Linked DNA regions of Homo sapiens: region 1 is linked to region 2. A link is a contact called in ENCODE Hi-C data. All regions are on one chromosome and are shown on one strand. Each heading gives the region's core, a stretch centred on a gene start or an enhancer-like site at or near the end of the contact. The rest is flanking DNA. Distances are from core to core; before and after follow the strand shown.

The links. A loop is a pair of places that touch in the nucleus more often than their neighbours do. Pooled maps may share reads with other maps.
Region 1: a loop to region 2 is called in a map of heart left ventricle, with 4 times the contacts of the local background. The contact joins the promoter of COX7A1 here to the promoter of PROSER3 in region 2. A Hi-C loop is called at or near these places in 6 of 168 maps with a recorded cell type or tissue (CD14-positive monocyte, aorta, ascending aorta and 3 more), 4 of 37 single-sample maps with no recorded cell type and 18 of 50 pooled maps.

The regions. Positions count from the first base shown.
Region 1 is chr19:36,150,973-36,154,388 of GRCh38, reverse strand. It overlaps COX7A1 (cytochrome c oxidase subunit 7A1), which reads left to right and starts at 1,942. Exons shown (of 4, transcript NM_001864.4): 1 at 1,942-1,996; 2 at 2,634-2,720; 3 at 2,843-2,927; 4 at 3,355-3,416. The coding sequence starts at 1,982. The coding sequence ends at 3,407.
Region 2 is chr19:35,756,795-35,759,937 of GRCh38, reverse strand. It overlaps PROSER3 (proline and serine rich 3), which reads right to left and starts at 1,762. Exons shown (of 11, transcript NM_001367856.1): 1 at 1,712-1,762; 2 at 468-564; 3 at 1-149. The coding sequence starts at 1,722. HSPB6 (heat shock protein family B (small) member 6) reads left to right here and starts at 2,909. Exons shown (of 3, transcript NM_144617.3): 1 at 2,909-3,127. The coding sequence starts at 2,930. RefSeq lists enhancers at 1,418-1,477, 1,518-1,757, 2,086-2,657.

The DNA.
Region 1 (3,416 bases), core at 693-3,192, 390 kb before region 2:
ATTCAGCTGGTGACTAAGACTTACTTGAAATCTGTTTATGTACAGTTTATGAATTTTTTATTCATAAAAGTTATTTAAGAATTGAAGAAAGAGTCATCTGTTTATCTGGTAAGTCAGCTTTTTTTTTTTTTTTTTTCTGAGACAGAATCTCGTTCTGTCACCCAAGCTGGAGTGCAGTGGTGCAATCTTGGCTCACTGCAGCCTCCGTGCCTCTTGGGTTCAAACGATTTTTGTGCCTCAGCCTCACAAGCAGCTGGGATTGTAGGCGCCCATGACCACACCTGGTTAATTTTAGTATTTTTAGTAGAGACAGGGTTTTGTCATGTTGACCAGGCTGGTCTCAAACTCCCAGCCTCAAGTGATCCACCTGCCTTGGCCTCCCAAAGTGCCGGGATTACAGGTGTGAGCCACCACGCCCAGCCCTACTTGTGGCTCTTAAATGGAAAAACCTAACATTAAATTTACAAGCATAGTTTGAAAGTGTTAGGGGAATTTAATAATCATAAAAGCCCTCTTTAAAAGAGACCGTGGCTGGAAGCGGTGGCTCAGGCCTGTAATTCCAGCACTTTGGAAGGCCAAAGTGGGCGGATCACCTGAGGTTGGGAGCTTGAGACCAGCCTGGCCAACATGGTGTAACCCCATCTCTACTAAAAAATACAAAAATGAGCTGGGTGTGGTGGCGGGTGCCTGTAATCCCAGCTGCTCAGGAGGCTGAGGTACAAGAATTGCCTAAACCCAGGAGGCAGAAGGTTTCAGTGAGCCGAGATCACACCACTGCACTCCAACGTGTACAACAGAGCAAGACTCTGTCTAAAAATATAAATTAAATAAATAAATAAAAGAGATTGTTAAAACCTTTTACAAGCTGGGTATAGTGGCTCATGCCTCTAATTCTAGCACTTTGGGTGATAGAGGTAGGAACATTACTTGGAGGAGTTGGAGACCACCCTGGGCAACATAGCAAGACACTGCCTCAAAAACAAACAAACAAACATTGTCTGCTGGCTGGGTGCGTGGCTCACGATGAGGCCGGCAAATTTCTTGAGCTCAGGAGTTCGACACCAGCCTGGGCAACATGGTGAAACCCAGCCTCTACAAAAAATACGAAAATTAGTTCGAGCATGGTGGTGGGCGCCTGTAGTCCCAGCCACTCAGGAGGCTGAGGCAGGAGGATCGCTGAACCCAGGAGGTCGAGGCTGCAGTGAGCTATGACCGCACCACTGCACTCCAGCCTGTGCAACAGAGCAAAACCCTGTCTAAAAAAAAAAGAAAAAAAAGAAAAGAAAAAGAAAACCTTGTAGACTAGGCCAGGATCTTTCCTGGTTGCTAAAACCATTAGGACAACTGTGCTGCACCCCGTTGACTGCCAGAATTAGAGAGCTATAAATAGATATGATGTGTTTCTTAGGGTAACATAAAATACCGTTTTACTCCCAAAGACTTTAGCTTGTGTTTCCTAAAAACAAGGTCATTTAATGTCTCAACAAATCTCTGAGAAAGATCCTGCCTTAGCCCTCACGTTACAGATACGGAAACAGGCTCGGAGGTGCAATCTCTGGCTGTGTAGACAGAACAGGGAGTTGGAACACGGCCTTATGCGTTTCCTCACTCTCACATACCAGCGGGCAGGGAGAGATCCGGGGAGGAGTTGCACTTGCCCCCGGCGGAAATCTCCAAAAATCTGCAAAAATGTATTCCCTGGTACCGCTTTGGGCTCCGGTGGGACCAAGCGAAATTCCGAGACCGAAACGGATGCGCGCTGCGGCCCAGGGTGCGGGTCTGGACCGCCTCCTCCGTGGTGGACGAATCCGAGGAGCAGGACTCCCCGCAACCCAGCCCCAGCCCCAGCCCCAGCCCCGCCGCGTCCCCAGCTGTCACGCTGCGCGCAGCGGGTGGGGCCTGGGGTTCCTGGACAGAGGAGGACTACGCGTGTCCTTGGGCGGAGAAGGGAGGTGACTCCGGCGGAAGAGGACAAGGCAGAATGCAGGCCCTTCGGGTGAGGCCCCCATGGGCTGGGCCGGAGCCCCCCACCCAGAAAACCCCGCCCTAATACGCGACTCTCCAAGTGCCCCCGCATCTAGGGCCTTGGAACGTGAGCCACCTTCAGGGCCTGGGACTCCCCGCTAAACAGCCTGGGTCCCTTCCCCCACAATCCACTCTTCGGAGACAACTGGGGACCCCCACCCCGGCCCAAAGCCCCGGGTTTGAACTTGACATCTCGGGAACCCTTAACACTGGCCTCACCCGGGCCTTCTCAGGCAGCCTGGACGCTCCCGGGGACCTCCATTCCGGTCCCCACGTTCCCGGGACCTGGTTTCCTCCCTTTAATCCAGGAAACCCTCCCCCAACAAAAATCTCAGGACTTAGGCCCCCCAGAACAAAGTCCTTCTGGGTCCTCTCCCTTCCAGGACCCTCTAGGCAGCCCGGTCACCCCCAGGCCAGACTCCAGGGCGAGTCCCCTCCCAACCCAGCTGGCAGTTCGCGGGTAACAGAATCCAAGCTATTACCCTCCTCGCCTTTGGGACGCTCGCTAGGGATGGGGCTGTCCCCACGTCCAGGCCTCAGAGAGCGGGGTCCCACTTCAGGACACCCCTCCAGGTGCCTCCAATACCCGCCCACCTCCCACCCCGCAGGTGTCCCAGGCGCTGATCCGCTCCTTCAGCTCCACCGCCCGGAACCGCTTTCAGAACCGAGTGCGCGAGAAACAGAAGCTCTTCCAGGTGGGGGGTCGGGGGGGGTGGGGATCCGACGCGCCAGCCGGGAGCGCGCCGAGCCGGGGCAGGCGGGGCGCGCTCTAAGGAGCAGCCAGCACCCCTTTCTCATCAGACACCCCCACATCCAGGAGGACAATGACATCCCGTTGTACCTGAAGGGCGGCATCGTTGACAACATCCTGTACCGAGTGACAATGACGCTGTGTCTGGGCGGTGAGCGCAGGGCCCGTCTGGGCTGCGGGGGAGGCGGGGCTGGACCCAGAGTAAGAGGTGGCTGGTTTCTGGGCAGGACTGACCAGGATCTGGGTTGGGGGTTGGCGTTTAGGAAGGGGGTCGAGTACTGAGCTGGAGTCAGGCCTGCAGGGAGGGGAGTAACTAGGGTTTGGGCTCTTGTCCCAGGACGGGGGCTGGGTTAGTGGTGGGGCTGAGGCCCAGGGAGGAGTCGGGGAGAAAGCTCCCAGCCCGGTCTAGATCAAAGCCAGGGGGCTTTACAATAGGAGTCCAATCTGGGAAGGGAGCTGGAGTCCGAACTAGAGCTGGGGTCCAGGCTGGGAACCAGGGAGCCTGAAGGCCTTAAAAGCCTGGGATGTCCAGGGAGGGGATTAGGTCTCATTCTGTCTCCAACGCTTCCCCTTTCTAGGCACTGTCTACAGCTTGTACTCCCTTGGCTGGGCCTCCTTCCCCAGGAATTAAGACCAAGAA
Region 2 (3,143 bases), core at 513-3,012:
ATCTGTCCCTCAGTGGTGCTGGGCAGGGAGGGGGTCCCTGAACTGGATGGCCAGGACTCCTCAAACAGCTCAGGGGAGTTGGGACCTGTGGCTAGAGCCTTGGGAGCTTGTGGGAGCCTGGATCTCTGAGACCTGGATGGGCTCAGGGTCTAAGATCAGGGAAGAGCACAAGAAGAAAAAGTGTGAGGTCTCATGGGTCATCCCTGCAGGGGAACCAGGACACACACAAAGTCTCAGTCCAGAGGGGAGGAAACACATCCTGTAATGATAACAACCTAGTGTGATGGGGGCTCAGATGGGGAATCCAGGTGGTAGAGAGGGGGACAAGGGCAGGGCCGTGGGGAGGGGACAAGGGGCTGTCTCTTAAATCTCTCATCCCTATCTCTCATCACATGTCTTCCTACCCTCTAAAGGTCATTCTCTTGCTACTGGGCTGGCACTCAGCACTCTTTGAGGGGTGTCCTCACCTTGGGACACCAGGTCTGGCTCTGGGATGGCCAGTAGTGGCTTCGACCCAGGGGCGCATCTCCAAAGGGACTATCTTGAATGGAGAAAACTGGCAGGCTGCAAGAGGAAAGTGGGGTTCAGGCAGCACGTGGTTTCGCCGCAGCCCTGGGGAGGGGGACATTAGAGGAGGGCAGAACCAGACAATTCCCATAGATTCCTGGAGGAGACGGACTGTCATTTCCATGAAGCACCGTTGCACATTCAGGATATCGACAGTGGAAGGGTGAGTCCTGGGAGCCCGCCCCTGGAGCAGTCTTAACAGGGAGCAACTCAGGAACTGACAGCCGGTGGTTCTCAACCCTGGATCCAGTCTAGGAGGGGCTTTTCAACGTTACAGGCGCGCGGTTCCCATTCCAGACCAACAGAATCAGAATATCTATTAGTGGGGCTGGGCCTCCGTGTCTTTTCCGCAGCGTCCCAGGTGATTGCGAAGTGGAGTTCAGGTTAAGAATCGCGGCTCGCCGGGCGTGGTGGCTCACGCCTGTAATCCCAGCACTTTGGGATTACACCGAGGCGGGTGGATCACTTGAGGTCAGGTGTTCGAGACCAGCCTTACTAACATGGCGAAACCCCGTCTCTACTAAAAATATAAAAAATTAGCCAGGCGCGGTGGCAGGTGCCTGTAGTCCCAGCTACCTGGGAGGCTGAGGCATGAGAATTGCTTTAACCCGGGGGCAGAGGTTGCAGTAGCCAAGATTGTGCCACTGCACTCCAGTCTGGGCCAACAGAGCGAGAGACTCTGTCTTAAAAAAAAAGAAAGAAAGAAAGAACCGCGGCTGGATTATATCACCGAGCATTTCCCATACATTCCTGGGGGACACGAAGGCAAAGGGTAGATGGACTACAAGCCCCAGGATCCACTGGGCTCCGCCTCCGCGAGAAAGTTCAAAGACAACGCCCAGGCGTGTCTGGGGGCCATTTCAAAATGAAGAAATTCAGATCTCAAGCCTTTCTTGGACACCTTTAGAGGCAATAATTCCTTGGGGCCCACTCAGAGAGGAACATAAGACTCTTAGGGGACCCCCGGGATGCTAACGGCTACGGCTGGAGAGGCCAACGGCTGTGGAGCATGTTGGGAATTGTAGTTCCAGTGCGGTGGAGCCCTAGCGACTCCAGACCGTATCCAGCCCGTCCTAGGCTGTGCTGCTCTCGCCGTTGGTCCTCCCCAGCCTCCTGTAGTCCCTGGAAGAGCGATCGGCCTCACCTGCGGTCCATCCCGCGGCTCCCTCCGCGCTTCCGGCCGCTCTGCTCCTTCACCCAACAGGCCCCGCGCGCATCTCCGTCGCTTAGCAACGCCCTATCAGCCCCGCCCCTCTCTGTGCCCGCGCCGGAGGCGAGCGGCCTCCAAGGCGACCAATGAAAGAGAGGAAACAGAAGTACCCGGAGGGAGGTGTTTCAGGATTGGCTGGGACGACTGCCTGCCCGACAGGGCGTGTTTGATTGGAGAACCTGCCGAGTGTAGCAGTAATTGGCAAGACCGTGCACCAATGGGAAGGATCTGAGGCTGGGCTTGCGGTTAGGAGGTGATCTAAAGTACCCTCGCTTAAAAGTCCCGCTTTTTAAGCGCCTTCTTGCTGCAGAAGTCCTGTCCCGACCCCGGTCTAACTACCATTCTTTCTGTTGCAGGGGCAGTGGGGCGGGTTGGGGGGGGGGCGCGCTCTGCCCTCTCTCTAACCGCTATTCCTCCATCAGTTGGGCCAATCAGTCCGTCCCAACGGTCATCTAACTTCTTTCTTGCTGCAGGAGCAGCTGGTTGCATCAGTTGCCAGGTCTGGGCTCCTGGCCGAGGTAGCGGGATCAAAATGAGCTATTTCCAGCCCCAGCGCGCGGCCCCCGGGGGGCCAGCCTGAACTGTTCATGCTCGCGCCCCCTGGCCTCTGCGCACCAGAGGCTGAGTCAGAGGCACAGAATTAGGCCCGGCCTGCCGGGGGACTGGGCCCAAGGTCTGGCTGAGGATAAGGGTAGGGAGGGCCTGTTCTATGTCCTCCTGACATCCTGGCGGGGCTACCGCATTCTCCAGGAATCTGCTCCTAAAGACCTCCATCTGCGTCATCCTCAGAGCTGCCAGGGGGGAGGCAGTGGATTAAAGGGACTGGAAACTCTTCCGTGGGCCTCTTGGGTCCTGGGCCCCAATCACCACGCTGTGCTCCCCACACCCGCAAGGCTCCCCCTCCTCAGCCTTAGTTTCCTCTTCTGGAAATTGGGGAATCTTCATGTCACCTTCTTGACAGCATTTGCCAGGCATCCAGCAGGCGCTTAATAAATGGCCAAGTCATTGTTTGGGTTTCTAAATAAGGCTCTCCTAATGGCCGGGTCTGGCCACGGTCCCAGTGTCCCTGGGCAGCCCTCCGAGGGGCCGGCACAGGGCGCACTATAAATGAGCGGCTGCGCACGCAGGGGCACTGCAACGCGGAGGAGCAGGATGGAGATCCCTGTGCCTGTGCAGCCGTCTTGGCTGCGCCGCGCCTCGGCCCCGTTGCCCGGACTTTCGGCGCCCGGACGCCTCTTTGACCAGCGCTTCGGCGAGGGGCTGCTGGAGGCCGAGCTGGCTGCGCTCTGCCCCACCACGCTCGCCCCCTACTACCTGCGCGCACCCAGCGTGGCGCTGCCCGTCGCCCAGGTGCCAGGCCTGGGGA